2 separate regions of the Mus musculus genome follow, and region 1 is linked to region 2. The links are chromatin loops, found by intact Hi-C in ENCODE. Cell type or tissue: gastrocnemius. All regions are shown on one strand. Each heading gives the region's core, and the rest is flanking DNA. Links, peaks and the distances in the headings are about the cores only.

Region 1 (8,635 bases), core at 1,701-6,700, 73 kb before region 2:
AAGTGTTGGATATCTTCATCTATGTCTGTCTTCAAGCTATTGTAATTTTTCTCTTGTAATGTTAATGTAGCTGTCTCAGTGCTGGCTTTGGCTAGTCTTGCCCCTAAGATTAAAACTAGGGTTAAAGAGATAGGTTCCCTTTTCTGTCTCATGAGGTCTCTTTTAACAAGTCCTACCAAAGTTTTCAGCATTGTCGTTTTTGAATAATAGGTTATATGGGGCACTAACTGAACTAGAATATAGAACTCTTTTCGGGTAGAGGAGTTAAGGACTTCTCTATTCACACGAGGGGTCAGTCCCATTGAACAGCCCCACCATGCTTGTTCCGGGAGAAAAATCCATTCGGAATGAACTGTGGGAACAGTCTGATCATAGAGGTGTTGGTGTGACAGGGGAAACTTCTCTTGCCCTGATATGGTCTGCAGAGTTAAAACTGGACCTTCCTGTGACAATCTACATGTTGTATCCATTTTAGACACATTATATCTAGCTATTAACCTAATGTCTTTATAAAAGGGGGTGGGGGAGTCTAACGTTATAACATAACCAGCAAGAGGTGGTATGTTCTGGCTTGAAGACATTTAGAATTTGAAAGGTCTTTAAGATCATTGAACAAAGGGGATCTGATGGTTCTGAGCGTTTCAGGAAAAGTTCTGGAACTGAGGGTCCCTGGGATTAGGTGACTGGGGGTAAAGTAGTCATTAGTCTAGAGGATGGTGTTAACATAGGTTTAAGGTTTATCAAAACCTGATTTGGGCCTATAGCTATTGGTGGTGGATTATCAGCTCGTCTCACAAATCAAAAGTTAAATCTGGAAACCAGTATGTTTCAAGTGGCCCCTTGGTACAGGCCAGTTGGGCACGATAGCCAGTCTTAGGATTCTCAATCACCCAGATTAAGTCAAAAGGCTGATATGGGTCATGGGCTGTAATATATATAATTAACAAAAATGGAAGGTTCAAGACTGAGTTAATTTTAACTTGAGAGGGTTGGTGCCCTTTTGAACTTTCTATTTCGGCAATACTGGAGTCTGGCAATCTTCCTCAGGGGAGAGTGGATCAGTTGGTCAGGTATGAGTGTAGTGTATCCAGGCAGTGATCTCGTCCACTTTAAGGGCAATCGGCATAGTCAGCAGGGTGGTGAAAGGTCCTTTCCACCTGGACTCCAACACATCCTGGTGAAATCTCTTCATAGAGACCCAGTCTCTTGGTCAAAACTTATGTGGTTCTAAAACGAGGCCTGTTTCACAGAGGGCACATAGTTTAGGTCAAACATAGTTATGAGCCCACTGGGTTGTTCTGATTATAGTTATTAAGTCATTATCATTTTCTAATTCCGAAACAGCTGCTGGCTACAGGTTGGGTGCAATGGGGACAGGGACACCATATATAATCTCAAAAGGGGTTAATCCCTTCCAGTAAGGAGAATTCCTCACCCAATATAGGGCAAAGGGAAGGAGCATCACCCCGTCTCTGCCAGTCTCTAAGGTCAATTTAATTAAGGTCTCTTTTAATGTTTTGTTTATCTTTTTTGCCTGTCTTGAACTTTGGGGTCAATATGTACAATGTAATTTCCAATCTGTCCCAATAAATCTTGTTACATCCGGGCTGACCTTGGACACACGTGTTGGTCCCTTGTTTGATTCTATCACTTGAGGAGATCTGTATCTGGGCAAGATATCCTCTAGTAACTTTTTAACTTTTGTATTTGGGTCTTCATCGGGAATGCCTCTGTCAATGCAGAGAAGGTATCCATGAGCCCCAGCAAGTACTCGTAACCAGACTTCCCTGGTTTGATTTTTGTAAAATCAACTTCCTAGTAGGCCCCTGGTCTCTAACCTCATAGTGGAGAGCCTGGATGTCTGGGAGTGTTACGGGTCTGCAGCTTGACACTATAGCCTCAATAGTATTCTGCATGTCCTTGACAGTCACCTTAGAATGTCTCACTGTGTTGGCCATCCATCTCACTCCCATGCGAGTGACTTTGTGGATTTATGAGGATGGTTTTTGCCAAGGAGGTGGATAATATTAGTTTACCTTCAGCCAATTGCCACCATCCTTCCGAACATTGACTCATGGGCTAATTCTTAGCCCATTTGATCTCTTCCTCTGTATAGACAGAGCATTCTGGTAAGCTGGGATTGGAGGGCTCGGGCAGAAGAGTAGCCAACATAGAGGCAACTGTTTTTTGGTTTGGGGGAGGGGTTTGTTTGTTTGTTTTTTTCTAGGGCTACCTCCTGAGCAGTTTTATCAGCTAAGTTGTTTTCTCTAGCTATTGGTGTTCCTTTTTAATGGCATGGACAATGTATGATAGTCAACCTTTTTGGCAACCAGAGAACTTGAAGTAGCTGTAGGGTTTTATCTTTATTTTTGATTGTTTTCCCTTTTGTAGTTAGGAGCCCTCTCTCCTGGTAAACAGCTCCATGTACATGAGCAGTTGCGAATGCATATCGGCTGTCCGTGTAAATGTTAACAGCCAGTCCTTTTTCCATGATGAGGGCCTGGGTTAGTGTTATCAATTCAGCCCTTTGAGCTGAAGTACCTGGGGGAAGAGACTGAGCCCAGATTACCTCAGTTTCCACGGTTACTGCTGTTCCTGCCTCTCTCTGACCCTCGAAGATGAAGCTGCTTCCATCTGTAAACCAAGTTCGCTCTGCCCCTGGCAGAGGGGAGTCCTTTAAGTCCTTGGGTACTATGTATGTACCAAGACTTTGCTGCCTTGGTGGAGTGGATGGTCCAAATCAGGGTCAGGGAAAAGAGTTGCAGGATTTAAGGAGACAGGCAGGTAATTTGGCAAGGGTTAATCAGTAAGGTCTGATAATGAGTCATATGGGCATTATTGATGCCCACCAATCAGGCAGCTATTTAAGTATTCTTTTAATTATATGGGGATAGTTACAACTAAATTTTGTCTTACCCAAACCACCTCCTGGAGGCAGGATGCTCTGTGGCCGAATGTATGACTGGTCAAAAATGACACCCACTCCATCTACCCCCTAAAAAAGAATCTGCCCTCTCCAAGTGCCAAAACTGCAGCTTGTCCTGCAGCTTCTCCCTCTGCCAGCATTGTGACAGTGAACTGGTCTGTCCTTCCACCTCCAGCCCCGTGCTTTTCCAAACAAGGCCTCTGCACAAGACAGCTTGGTACCTATGTGGGAGAAGTGTGTGGGCCAGACCCAGGGCCTTGACCAGCTGGCACCTGTCCACTCAAAGCCCAAGCCACCACAGCCACCTCCCACTGTGGCTTCTGTAACCATGCAGGTGCCACCAACTCCAGCACCCAGTGTTCAAAAGTTTCCTGTGGCTCCTGCTTCTACAACCCATGCTGCAGAAAGAATGAGCTACACAAATTCATGCCCAACAATCAACTGAATTACAAATCTACCCAGTTCTCCCATCTTGTGTACAGATAGGCCCCACCCCTGTCTTCTGCTACAAGGGCTACACACCACTGACCTGGCTTGGTATGGTCAAGAGGTAGAAGTGGAGACTTGAGCTTGACCATGAAAGTGCCAGGGTTACTGCTGTGTCACATGGCTCACTAAACACGTGGTCTGAAGGATAGGAAGGCACTTCCATTCAGTCACTTCGCTGACCTCTCCACTTCTTGCTCTGCTGGCTGTGTTCTGGTTCCTTTGAAATAGGATCTCTGTCTCTGGGACTCTTGCCACACCTGCCTCACCCACTGCAAAGCCAGCTTGGACTGGGAAGGAGCCTTCGGGGTCACTTTCCAATCCCCATCAGAAGTGATGATCTAGAGGCCTGCTGGCTTGTGAAATGAGCCCTCCTGCCACTGGATCTCTCTGGTGACTCACCTCTTTTCCTGCTCCCTTGCTACAAGGATCCCTAGGCAGATGTCCCCACCCCTTGCTTGCCCCCTGGCTGGTATTAATGGGGAGCCAAGTCCAGTGTTAGTTGAATGGCATCTTGCCAGTTCCACTCAATCAGCCCACAATGTTGGCAAGCTCTGCTTGGCAGTTGGAAAGTGGACTTCATAGGAGGACTGACCATCCCTTCCTGTTTGCGTATTGTACATACAGAATTTGAAGCTTATTTTTAAGTGAATGTTCAACTTGCTATGTGTTTCAACATGGTGAAAGAAATTAATGATATGATATTTATAAAGGTGCCCTGGATTCTTTAGTCTTCCAAGGGGGGATGCATGCCCTTTCCCAGTGTTTCTTCTACTGCTAGGGTGGAGCAGGGAGCCTCGGGGTAAGGGACTGATAAAGCCCATGTCCCTTCCCATATTGGTAGAGAGCTACTTCCATATAGTAAATATTATACACATACCTCCAGTGTGCACACAGGGGTTAGCATGGTGCCAGGTCCTGCAATGACCTCAGTGACAAGGTGGGGATCTCAGCCCTCACATCTATAGCTCTGGTCATGGTGACTGCTTAGCATGAATCTTGCACCATAAACCTCGAATCTCAGAAGGAAGTTTAGGTGGTGGGGTCCCTCCACCCCCATCTAGCCTTCCTCATTGGTTCCCGGGGCTGTCAGCACAGCTTTCAGTCTTTTTGCACTAGGGTGGGCAGAGGAGGTATGTGCTCATTAGATGCCTCTCCAGTATTCAGCCGAGTGTCCACACATCCTGGTATAAATCCCACCTCTGGATTTCCTTTTTGGGGAGAGAGGCAGGGCAGGAATTTGAAGGAGTCACTTCCTTTTGAAGTGTGAAACACTTTAGCCATAGGCAGTTGTGATGTCCAGTGTTTGGGATCTATGTGCAAGTAGAGTTTTCCCAAAGCAGACATTCAGCTCTGGAGCAGACTTGACTCTGGACAAATCCTGAGCCACTGTGAATTTGCTGGTGGTCTTCCGACTTACTGGAGTGATTTTAAGTTTTCCCAAATCTTACATGACTCTTTTTTACCTCTAGCTGATAGACCACATGTAGATGTAGCCACCAGCAACCACAGGTTACTAGGTTCCTGAAAGGAAAGTTGGGGTTGGATGGGAAAGGCAGCGAGAGAAATAACAAGCCAAGACAAAGTTCTCTGATCAAGGCCCAATGTTTACTTATGAGTCTGAGCTTATGGGGGTGGGGGGCATCCCCCACTATACCAGGATCTTATGGTCACTTTGGCAGGATCTGTCAGAAAAACTAGCTCAGCTGCTGAGCAGGTAATTTCTTGCACGAAACTGCAGATGTGGCAGAAAAGAGACTTTACCTAGGTTGGAAGACTCCACCCTAGGTGAGCTAGCAACTGTGGAAACAAGGTCTGAGCCAGCCTGCTCAATGCTGGGAGGAGGGCCCAGTTCCTCACTTTTTATTTATTAAAAGTTAGCTGGACTGGGCCATAAAATTTACTTATGTTCCATGGTCCTGCCTGGGAATTATGGTGACTAGAGGCCACGCATATCTTAGGACTGAATGTATTGGACTCTTTGTGACCCGTCTCAGAGAACACGTGCAGCTTATTTGTATTTCTTTGCATAAACACGGCATTTTAGCGTTTATTATGAACAAACACAGCCTCTTGGCACATTCTTCTGTCTTAGGATGAAAAAAGCCATAGCCAGTGGCCTGTCTTCAGTTGCTAGCCCTCAAAGCACACTTTTTCCCCATTCAGACCAAAGCCACGATATACACTTAATGAATCTCTTCATAGCAATGAATAACTGCCATCTGAGCTTTGATGAAGGCCAGCCTGTAACCGACCTGCTTGAAATACAAACTCAAAAGCTAAAAGCAACAGGATTAAAATTGTCTGTGGGTATGTCACAGGAATTCGATTCAGTTGCAAATTGGCAAGATCAGACAAAGTTTGGCCACCAGGTGTTGGGGAGGTGGCTCTGAGAATCAACAGAAAAACTGTTACTTCTCAGGTAAATAGTGCTAAGAGCCAGGTAAGCTGGCTGATAAAGATTTTTAGCTATCTTCATAATTGGAATCTCCAATATTGGATTTATTTCTAGGCTAGTCCATAATTGAGTCAGAATAACTGGTCACATTAAAGGAAAGAGAAGAGTCATTATAAATCCTTCTCTTGATTAATTTTTCTAAATCAGTTTTCACAGTCTCTTATGTTCTCTGTCCCATGAGGTTAAAAAGCTTGAAACAAGGCAGCTTGTCTAATCTGGAAGATAGGCAAGCAAAGATGGGTCAGGAACATACACCCAACACAGCTTTCTTGTCACACTGTCAAAGTACTCAGCAAGCTCACAGGTCAGCACCATCCTTTTGTGTCAGCTTGTCACACCAGTCACTCTGGCAGCTAGCAAGCTCCTGCAGCATTCTGTGGAAAAAGCACAAACACACCGTCTTCCCCACATTAAATACCTGACTAGGATCGTGCCATATGCCAATAAGTGGATACTTTTATCTCTCCAATGCATGAGTATGCCTAGTTATAGGATGCTATAGACACCCAGCAAAGAGTTCTTCACATCCAAACTTTAAAATTTTAAAAATAAAAAGAGTGATTTAAAAAATGTGCACAGGAATATAATTCCCCCTTTTTTGTTTTTTAAGAAGATATAGTTTTAAAGTTCCACAATACCTTGTCCTTGAGAATTATTTAAAAAAAAAAAACAAAACAGTAACATGGGTAACATTAAATTGTTGACATAACATCTCAAATGCTTGACTGAAGTAGCCAGTTCCAATATCTGTTTTAATATGATTTGGAACACCAAGTATAAAAGAAAATTAACATAGGCAATGACTAATTATACTTTTAGTTGCTTCTCTTGTCAGAGGTTGCAACTAGAAAGCCTGAAAAGGTATCAATAGTCACATGTGCATAGTTTATTTTTCTAAAATCAGAAATATGAGTATCCATTTGCAATAATTGATTAAGTATATGTCCTCGAGAATTAATACCATTATGTGGAGCAGGTAGAAACTGAGGACACTGAAAACAAGTTTTTACAATTTGACATGCACTTTCTCTAAAAATAACAAATTATTATTCAAGCCATTACTATTTTGATGATGTAAAGAATGAGATTATGCTGGGCGTGGTGGCGCACGCCTTTAATCCCAGCACTCAGGAGGCAGAGGCAGGCGGATTTCTGAGTTCAAGACCAGCCTGGTCTACAATGTGAGTTCCAGGACAGCCAGAGCTATACAGAGAAACCCTGTCTCGAAAAACCAAAAAAAAAAAAAAAAAAGAATGAGATTATATGGCCAATTGTTCTTGTGTAAAGCCTATAATCTGCCTGGGATACAAATTTGGGGTGGCATTGCCTTAAAGGGTCTTGTCCAGGCAGTCCAGGATGGGTTCTTAAATGTCCAAGGACAGTGCTTCAAAGGAACAGTATTTTCTCTTAACTTGAGTTATATATTCATAAACAATTGCAAAATTTGAGAATTAGCAATATCTAAAAAAGGAACAATTTCAAACAATTGTAAGCCGATATGTGTGTGTGTGTGTGTGTGTGTGTGTGTGTGTGTGTGTACATACATATATATTGGCTATCAGTATACAAATTAAAGCTTGATTTTTCAACATTTCAAAACACTGGCTATAGCATGCAATTCAGTTATCTGTGCTGAAGCAAGAGGGAGCTCAAAAGTACAAGCATGTGACCCAATCACATATACTTCTCTTCCATAGAAGGACTGTTTTTGAACACAGTAGATGTATTCTTTATGGGATGCATGCATTAATTTATAGGAAATGCAAAAGCATGCATAGAAGCATTTTTTAACAACTTGTCTTTTAGATAATGATTATCAATTTTGCCTAAAATATTTACTATGCAATAGACCAAATATCAATATTCTGGAATAACTGATTTAATTGCTGTTTGAAACAAGGAATAGACATCTCATCAGGTTTTTAAGACATTCTTTCCAAAAATACCTTCATGATTCTATCCTACAAATTTTTATTAACACCACAATAGCTTCATAATAGGATGTTAAGACTTTACTTGGAGATGAAGAAAGATGAATCCACATTAATGCTCTCTTTTGCCAAAGAATTGCTGTGGGCACATTGAGTAATAATAACTAACATTTGATTACAAGTGCTAACAATTGATTACAGAAGCTTCCTCTACTTTCTGCAAAGCTATTTGTCTCTCACCAGTTAATTTGCATCTCCCTTGCTAACATCCAACAAAGCCTTAAGTCATCCTGCGGTGAGCTTAAAGTGAGGTCTTAGCCAATGTACATCTCCTGGAAGCTTTTGAAAATAATTTGAAGTAAGCAAATCCTCATTTCTTTCTCAAATTTTCTGTGCCAAAATTTTTCTAGGATATAATTGAGGCCCTAAATATTGAAAAAGATATTACCTATGGGGCTGGAGAGATGGCTCAGAGGTTAAGAGTACTGACTGCTCTTCATGAGGTTCTGAGTTCAATTCCCAGCAACCACATGGTGGTTCACAACCATCTGTAACGGGGTCTGATGCCCTATTCTGGTGTGTCTGAAGGGAGCAATGGTGGTGTACTCATATGCCTAACATAAATAAATAAATCTTTAAAAAAAAAAAAAACGATATTACCTATGAATCTTTTCTGGAGCAACAACTATTCCCCAAAATTTTAAATCTTGTTGTGTAAGAGCAAAGGTTTGTAGTAAATTTCCCTTCATAGGCATTAGCTAATAAAATACTTTCCATATAAGAAACAATATACACTGAAAGACTCAAAGTTCTAGCTTCTTGTATTGAAGTTGA
Region 2 (8,635 bases), core at 2,449-7,448:
ACACATTCCTGCCATATGAGTAATGCAGGAAGCAAATACTAACTGCTCCAAAATATTCATCTGTTCCCACAACCAATCCACTCTTTGGTTAACCATAAGGATACCAGCTTTCAAATTTGTATTCCAGTGGAGCCGAAGCCCTGATTTCCTCTTTTCAGTCCCCTTGAAGGGAAGCTAGTATGGTGAGTAGGCAAAAGCAAAATTTGAGCAAGTCTAACTCCAGGGGAAATGGCAGACACCCCTCTGGGGGAGGAAACCATGATCTCATTTTCAAAACACAAAAGTACTTAAAGGAAAACCTTTTATTCAAACTTGGCTATATTCTGTTCTATGCCCCCATACCACACTGCCTTCTGTTCCCTGCCTGTTCACTAAATGTCTTTTCCATATCTTTTTAATGCTTACTGAAATACAGATTTTATAGACATAAATTTGTAACATATTTACATAGAGCATACATATGCATACCTAAGAACTTTAAGTGTTTTTATCTTACACAAAACAATGGTCCCGTTCATAGTGTTGTTTTTCTTCTAATACTATTGGCTAGTCCTCCCATCTACTATATAAGACCATCTTTTCTCTTTTTCTTTCATTTAAAGCCTTCTCCTTTAAAGGCTCAAGTTTCTACTACTGCGTCTTCAGGAGTTTTCCTGCAGGTTGCAATGTTTTATCTTTGAGGAAATTGCTCAAAAAGTACCTAACCTTAACTCTTGCTGCCTTTATCAGAATTACAACCTTCCACTCCAGGGGTTCATGATACCATTGCCCCTGTTGGTCCTGAAATATTGGGAAGGCCCCCCACAACGGCGGGCACATTTTTCCGGACTTTTGCATGAAGACTACGCTTTCCCCTTTTGTCTCCCTCATCTTTATAGGGGAGAGGAGAAGGCAACGGAGGGGCTGATGGTTTGGGCGGCCTACCGCGCCTCAAACTCCAGCGGGACATCTGACTACAGATGTCACTGTTGCTATCAGTCCCGTTGCTGCCACTATTAGACCCTTCAGAGCTAGATTCCTTCTTCTCTTTTTTATCTTTGGTTTGTTGTCTAAGCTGTTTAGGTTTTTGGTGGCTAGCCTGAGAAGCAATCTCCTTAGCCTCCTCAAGCACCGCCACTCCTTTCTCTATTTCAGCATTGTACTTTCCACTGGCATTCCTCAAGCATGCCCTGACCAAGTTCCAGATGGCTAACATTTTTACTTTAATTTTAGTCACAGTTGAACCCATATCGTTTAAATTCCCTCTGTCTCTATACCTGAGAACCTTAGTGCTCCATCCCCTTTTTTCTTGGGGAACCTTCCCTTCATCTCTATACCTGAGAACCTTAATGCTTCATCCCTTTTTTCCCAGGAACCTTACCTTCATCTCTATACCTGTCCGTACTATCTATGCAAGTCCCATTTTTTAAATGTAAAGCTGCCTGGTCTATAATTTAGATCACTTTGGACATTTGCCTCTGCTCTGCTCTGCTTCTCCTGTCTGGCCTTGATACACCCATCCTATCTATATGACTTGTCTACTAAAATCTGAATGCCCTCCATTTGGAAACTGCATTTTCCTTCACCCTTTACAAGATGGCATCACTCTGATCTCTCATTTTCCACAGTAGCCCTAATTGTTTAGATAAAAACACAGAATTTAGAGGTAGCCACAGACTCTTACAGTTCCACTTTCCTAAGTTTCCTTACCGCTGTTTACTAAACTTTCCTTACCGCTGTTTACTAAAGTTTCCTTACCTCTGTTTACTAAAGTTTCCTTACCACTGTTTACTAAAATTTCCTTACCGCTGTTTACTAAAGTTTCCATAGGCCTCTACTTCCTTTACTTACCGTTGCCGACCAACTCGATGAGTTCCCCGTACGGGCCACCACTTGTTGCTGGTCCTTCGAGCCAGAGAGACAAGAACAGCACGGACACCAAGGCGGGTTCACTCAGCAACTTCTTTACTTCGAACTTTTTCTCTTACAGCTCTCTTCCCCAACAGCTTCTTCTTCCTCCATCCTTCTTGCAGCTTCTCTTACAACAGCTTCTCTTACAAAACTAGCTTCTACTTAGGGCAAGGGCTATAACAACAACAAAACTCCTATACTCGTGCCAACTGACCTCATCTAGCTCCATGCCACCTCATCCAATCAGAATTCACACACACTCCAGGCATGAGCTCAGGATGGTCACCAATAGGCTGACAGGTCCGGATCACGAGAAACAGTGCAGCCTGGCAGACAGCGCACACATGCAGCCTCACTTTGCATGCTCGGGCAAGGGAGTAAATATCTTGGCCCATGCAGCCGCACCCGCTTCCCGCAGCCTTCAAATGATGAAATTTATAGTGCTAACATTAATGCTGTGTGTTGCTTACCATGCAGGATACCATCTTCTTCCTTTTTCTGTGGAGCCCCACTGGGTTCCTAAAAAGAAAGCTGGAGTGGATGGGAAGAATGGTGAGACAAATAATGAGCTAAGACAAAGTTCTCTGATAAGGTTCAATGTTTTAATTCTACAGTCTGAATATAAAGGGAGGAACCCATCCCCCACGTTGCCAGGATCTCATTGCTTTGCTAGGATCTCTTCTAGAGGACAAGCTCAGCTGCTCAGCAGGTAGTGGCTTCTTGCAGGAAACTGCAGATGTAGCAGGACAAGAGACTTTACCTAAGTTGGAAGACTCCACAGTAGGTGAGCTAGCAACTGTGGCAAACAAGGTCTGATCAGGCCTGCTCAGGGCTGGGGGAGGGCATTCTGGTCACACTGACGTGTCTGACTCCAAGGAAACATTCCAGAGATGAGATCTTACACTTCATCTTTACATTTACCAAGCCTGGACTCCCCCCAATGTGGAGAGCATTTTAGAGTAGAGCCTCCTTCATTGTGCTAATGTGTTAAAATCGTGTGTGTGTGTGCGTGTGTGTGTGCGTGTGTGTGTGTGTGTGTGTGTGTGTGTGTGTGTGTGTGTGTTTTCTCCCTCCCCTCCAACTGCACAGCTTCAGGAGACTGTGATACCTTGAGCTGGTAAACTCCTATTTGCCACTTAAGTGGTTACCAAATGGCCTGGAGCATGATTAATGTTCAATTCGAACTCTTGAACAAAATAATGAAGGAACAGGCTTGAGGTGGAGATTCTTAAACAATTCATCACTGCTTATTCTACTTCCTCTGTGCAGCTCACTTTCTGTTCTGTGTTCATCCTGGCTCAGCTGTGGGACCCATCAGATGATAGAGGAGTGTAAATGCTTGTGTATATATGCGCATGCGTGTGTATCATAACGGGGACACACACAGTACTGAACTATTCAGAAGACATGTCAAACAAAATATGCTCTCCAACACATTCTGCTGAGCTGTACATCAGCACCTGCATGGCTGTTAGTGTTCATCTTCTTTACTGGCCAATGCCCTAAGGGGTTCAGTAGTGCACAGACCTTTCTGCTGTGCTGGATGCTACAGATTATTTTTCAAAGGTACACAGTTAACTAGCAAAAGTTACAGCCATCCAGTGGTTTAAATTATATATGAAATCGTAATAAAAATTTTAAAAGGTAACCAATACTGCCATTTGTATTTAATTTTGTAACATGTGAAAGATAGTTTGGGGGTTGTTCTTGAATAATGTCAGATCTTTCCTTACCTGGACTCTGTATCTGTCTAGCATCCAATAAAACCCCTGCTTTGATATGTCTCTTATACTACAGTAGGACTTACATTTCTCCCAAAGCTTGGGATTGGATTCAGAGATTTCTAGGGGCATCTGGGTCAAGGACTTAATAGAAAAATCTTTATCAGCCAAGACTTCACTTTGAAGTTCTCCAGAAATACAGAGTAGTTCTTTCCCCACAACCATGTTCGGTGAGTATAATACAATTCAGGATTTTGCACAAATGTGTTCTGTGGCATCTTATTTCAGAGTCCCCAGATGAATGGGTAAAAAACGGTTGATTTGAAGCACTGCTGCAAAAGGGGGTCAGAATTTCAGAGAGAAGCTCAGGAGTCAGTGTTTTCCCTAAGCTCCCTAGGTAAATCCTCCATATGCTGAACTGTGAGACTCTCTTGTGTGTTGGTTACAAACACATGTTCTAGAGTTACCTGAAGTCCAAGTGTCTAACCTTCCCTGGGTCTTACCATCCCATCCACACTTTGAAAACCTACTTTATGTGTTGAAAGTGAAATGAAGTCAAGAAGGTGAAGTGTTGAGAGCATGCTTCTCTCTCAGGCACACTGCTCTCAGGGATCTTATTAAAATGCAAATTTGGAGTCAGTAGATATGAATCTGGGCCGTCAATGAACTTCTAGTAAGTCTGCTACATAGCCAATGCTACTGCCTTCTGTCTGCACTGTAAGTAATTACCAAGCACATTCTCAACGCTCGTTATCCCTCCCATGATTCAGCTAGGGAAAGATGGAGTGTGTGTACTGTTTTTGTTTTTGTTTTTTAATTTGTCTTTTAAAAAACATGCAGATACCTGGGTTCTTATCTTAGAAGATGCTGAAAGGTGTCCCCAGGATGGAAATCTAGAGGCTCGGCAGTAATCAGCATCCTGTGTGATATTGTTTTATAGCCAGTGGGGGATTGACCAGGCTCTCCCTACTAAAAATTCTTACTCACTATAGTGCCAGTTTACAGGGCTCCTGTCTGAGTCACCACATCAAAAAGGAAGAAGGAAAATTTTGTCTCCAGAACTCAGATTTCTCTGGACCCTCTAGCAATTGCATGGCCAGCTTCCACTGATCCCCACTTTCATTGCTTTGAAAATGATATTAATACATTTAACTTTTATAAGTCTGTTTCTTCATCTGTTAAATAATTTCTCTTTTGTTAATTTACATGAAATTATTAATTTAAAACTCTGCACCAGACAGGTATTGTAAGGATCAAAGAAGACAGAGTGGATGAAATGCACAGTGCGGTGCTTGCCACACAGCAGGCACTCAATGCTAGGCTATATCATGTACACATGTGCCTGTGTGCCCCCCTGGGGCAGAATGGGCGTTTAGACACATTTAGATAATGTGGCAGCTAGACAATGATGGCAATGCCATAGTAGACTTGATACCATTGACATTAAGTTGTTCTTTGTAAGCAGGGGAGTTTTGGGAAATGTGGGGGAAATTCTGGGGCTAGGATGTAGCTCAGGGGCAAAGCAAATGCCTCCTGTGTGAAGCCCTGGGTTGAATTCCCTAGAACCACAAGTCAGTTGAAATAAAAATTAGTGAGCAAACATTCCAAAGTTTGTCTAGTCTACCCTCTAGTGGTGAATATTTTAATCCTCAGGGCTAATGTGTGTTAAGCTCTGATGCCACTTCCTACAGTTTATCTTCTCTGCCACACAGGCAAGACAGTGAGGCTAGAGCCTCTCATTTTCCAGTCATAAAGCTTCATGATCCCTTTTCAGGGTCATGGTGGTTTGAATAGAAATGGCCCCCCTAAGCCCATACTGAGTGATACTATTAGGAGGTGTGACCTTGTCGAGTGGGTGTGGCCTTGTTGGAGGAAGTGTGTCACTGGGGGCAGACTTTGAGGTCTCAAGTGGTCAAGCTATGCCCAGTGTGGCATTCCCTTCCTGCTGCCTGGAGATCCAGATGTAGAACTCTTAGCTCCTTCTTCAACATCATGTCTGCCTGCATGCCACCATGCTTCCCACCAAGGTGATAGTGGACTAAACCTTCAAAACTCTAAGCCAGCCTCAGCTAAATATTTTCCTTTATAAGAATTGCCATGATCACAGCAGTAGAAATCCTCAGACAAGGACCTAGGCCTGTGAATCCTTGAAGTTGAACTTCACCAACCTCACTAAGACTGTTTACATTACTTCCCTATGGGAATGTCAGAAATGTCCATGGCAAGTCAGACGTCCAAGAGCCCCGGGCTCTTCATAGGCTTAAGAGCAGAAGATGCCAAATGCCAACAGTGTCTCTTCTCCCTCAAAAGTCACAATGCCTGTCTAGGATCAATACCTCAAACCAGGTAGGCACAACCAAACTGGAATACAGGTCTCAAAGGAAATCTGTTCTTTTTGACAACACGTCCCAGGTTCCCCATTCATGCTCCCTTGCCTCTCCCATTTTCTCCTAGGTTCTACTTTGGAAATGTTCCCATGTCCTGCGATGGGGATCTACTCAGTCTTCATACATCTCCTTGCCTTCACTAAAGAGCTAAAGACATCATAACACACCATAGTGTCACTGAACCACTAGGCCCAGATAAGAAGACAAGTGTTTCTTTTCAGCACATTACCCCTTTAAACCACCACCAGCAGACACTATGCATGATTCCAGTGTCTGCATAAAATAAACAAAGTCATCACATTGTGCTACTGTTTCTCCAGTGATTGGCCTGAGAGCTGAATTATCACCATCAAGCTCATTCTAGAGATGAGAAAAATGAGGAAGTCCAGAAGGTTTTCTGGGTATAAGTCTTGTTGGTAGCAACAGTGGCATTCAATCTTTATCTTCTAGGCTTCAAAACCTAAGGTTCACGGTGCCAGCAAGCATTCAGGTTCAAGATTCACCTTCTGAGCTAGAAGGAAAGGTAGTTCTATGATGGCAGCACAGGACAATAATGCTGGTCAGATCATTCCTAAGATGCAAATATCATCAAGTGTCCTTCGTTTAGGAATATGTCAAGTCAAAGATGATTCTCCAGTGATGCTCTTGTCTTAAGGAGGGTTTCCATTGCTGTGAAGAGACACCATCACCAAGGCACCTCTTTTTTCGTTTGTTCGTTTTGTTTTTTCGAGACAGGGTTTCTCTGTGTAGCCCTGGCTGTCCTGGAACTCACTTTGTAGACCAGGCTGGCCTTGAACTCAGAAATTCGCCTGCCTCTGCCTCCTAAATGCTGGGATTAAAGGTGTGCACCACCACGCCCAGCTCACCAAAGCACCTCTTAAAAAGGACAACATTTAATTGGGGCTGGCTTACAGGTTCTGAGGTTCAGTCTAGTATCATCATGCAGGAAGCACAGCAGCGTCCAGGCAGGCATAGCACTGGAGGAACTGAGAGTTCTACATCTTCATCCAGAGGAAACCAGGAGCAGACTGTTTCCAGGCAGCTAGGAGAAGGGTCTCAAAGCCCACCCCCATAGTGACACACTTCCTCCAACAAGGCCACGCCTACTCTACAAGGCCACACCTCCTAATAGTGCCACTCCCTGGGCCAAGCATGTTCAAACCACCACACTCTTAGAACCAAAGCTTTATCACATCAGAGTGGGACAGTGTGTGGTGGATAACATTGAGAGGCTGGAAGGACTCTAGGAGTTAGATCTGGAAAGAAGAGACAGGTACTAAGGAATCTGCCATAATCCAATTAAAGAATTACCACTGTGGCTGGAAACACAATGACATATTTTCATCTATTAATCCTAATGTATGTAATAACACAGAGGCTTATCACTTACTGTGGGGTTTTGCATGTGTCAGGACTTCTCAAACATTAAAGTGCTGTAAATGATTGGTAGATCTATTTGAAATAAAGATTCTGAGAGCTTGAAGTGTACTTGTCTAGCATTCATGAGGCCCTCAGTTTAATACCTACCACTTCAAAAAAAAAAAATCAAACAAACATGTAAAATTCAGATTTGGTCCAGCAAATCAAAGCAGGATGTGAGAGCCTGACTTTTCAACCATCTCCTGGTGTCTCTACTACTGCTGGCCTGGGCAACACTTTAATCAGCAACTGTTTAAATGTGTATAAGGTATTGCTATGCTCATGGGCAAGGAAAATAATTTTGCTGCTGGTGTATTTTGTTGTTCTTATTTTTTTACTGGATATTTTCTTTATTTACATTTCAAATGTTATCCCCTTTCCCAGTTTTCCTCCCTCCCGAAAACACCCTATCACATCCTCCCTCTCCCTGCTTCTATGAGGGTGTTCTTCCACCCACCCACCCACTTCCACCTCCCCACCCTAGATTCCCCTACACTGGGGCATCTATCGAGCCTTCATAGGACCAAGGACCTCTCCTCCCACTGATGCCTGACAAGGCCATCCTCTGCTATATATGCAGCTGGAGCCATGTGTACTCCTTTGTTGATGGCTTAGTCTCTGGGAATTCTGGGCAGTCTATTTGATTGATATTGCTGTTCTTCCTATGGGGTTGCAAACCTCTTCAACTCCTTCAGTCCCTTCTCAAAATCCTATTAGAGATCCCGTGCTCAGTTCAATGGTTGGCTGCTAACATCTGCCTCTGGCAGGGCCTCTCAGGAGACAGTCATATCAGGCCCCTTTTAGCATGCATTTCTTGGTATCCACAATAGTGTCTGGGTTTGGTAACTGTGTATGGGATGAATCCCCAGGGGGGACAAACTCTGGGTGACCTTTAGTCTCTGCTCTACACTTGACCTCCATATTTGCTTCTGTGAGTATTTTGTTCTCCTTTTAAGAAGGACCCACACTTTGGTCTTCCTTCTTATTGAGCTTCCTGTGGTCTATGAATTGTATCCTGGTAATTTGGAGCAGGGTCTCTCACTATATAGAGCAGGGTGGCTTGGCACAGCCCAAATGGCTTCAAAATACAATTTTCCTGCCTCTGCCTCCCAAGTACTATGATTTCACATTGTGTTTTCTAGCCTCACTTTGGAGATAATTTTAGATGAAGAATGCTACACAAACAGGATTGTTTCTCATGAGACAAATGGAAGTGAG

What was found. Hi-C counts contacts between places; a loop is a spot of excess contacts. Peaks named below come from ENCODE experiments on the same cell type or tissue, not always from the same donor. Only the 100,000 strongest peaks of a DNase experiment are listed, where the experiment ranks them.
Region 1: it touches region 2 in a loop (17-fold over the local background); 2 of 42 quality-filtered maps call a loop at or near these places.

Annotation. Positions count from the first base shown.
Region 1 is chr9:15,434,769-15,443,403 of GRCm38, reverse strand. The region is part of intron 1 of Gm39294 (a long non-coding RNA gene); the gene reads right to left. It also overlaps the pseudogene Gm48634. Among named protein-coding and RNA genes, the nearest start is that of Gm39294, 6.9 kb to the right of the region's middle. In gastrocnemius, for the core only: no CTCF peak of the experiment used is centred there; a DNase peak (open chromatin) is centred at 3,913.
Region 2 is chr9:15,362,770-15,371,404 of GRCm38, reverse strand. It overlaps Gm34973 (a long non-coding RNA gene), which reads right to left and starts at 1,984. Exons shown (of 5, transcript XR_379168.2): 1 at 1,831-1,984. In gastrocnemius, for the core only: a CTCF peak has its summit at 5,235 (motif pointing left); no DNase peak of the experiment used is centred there.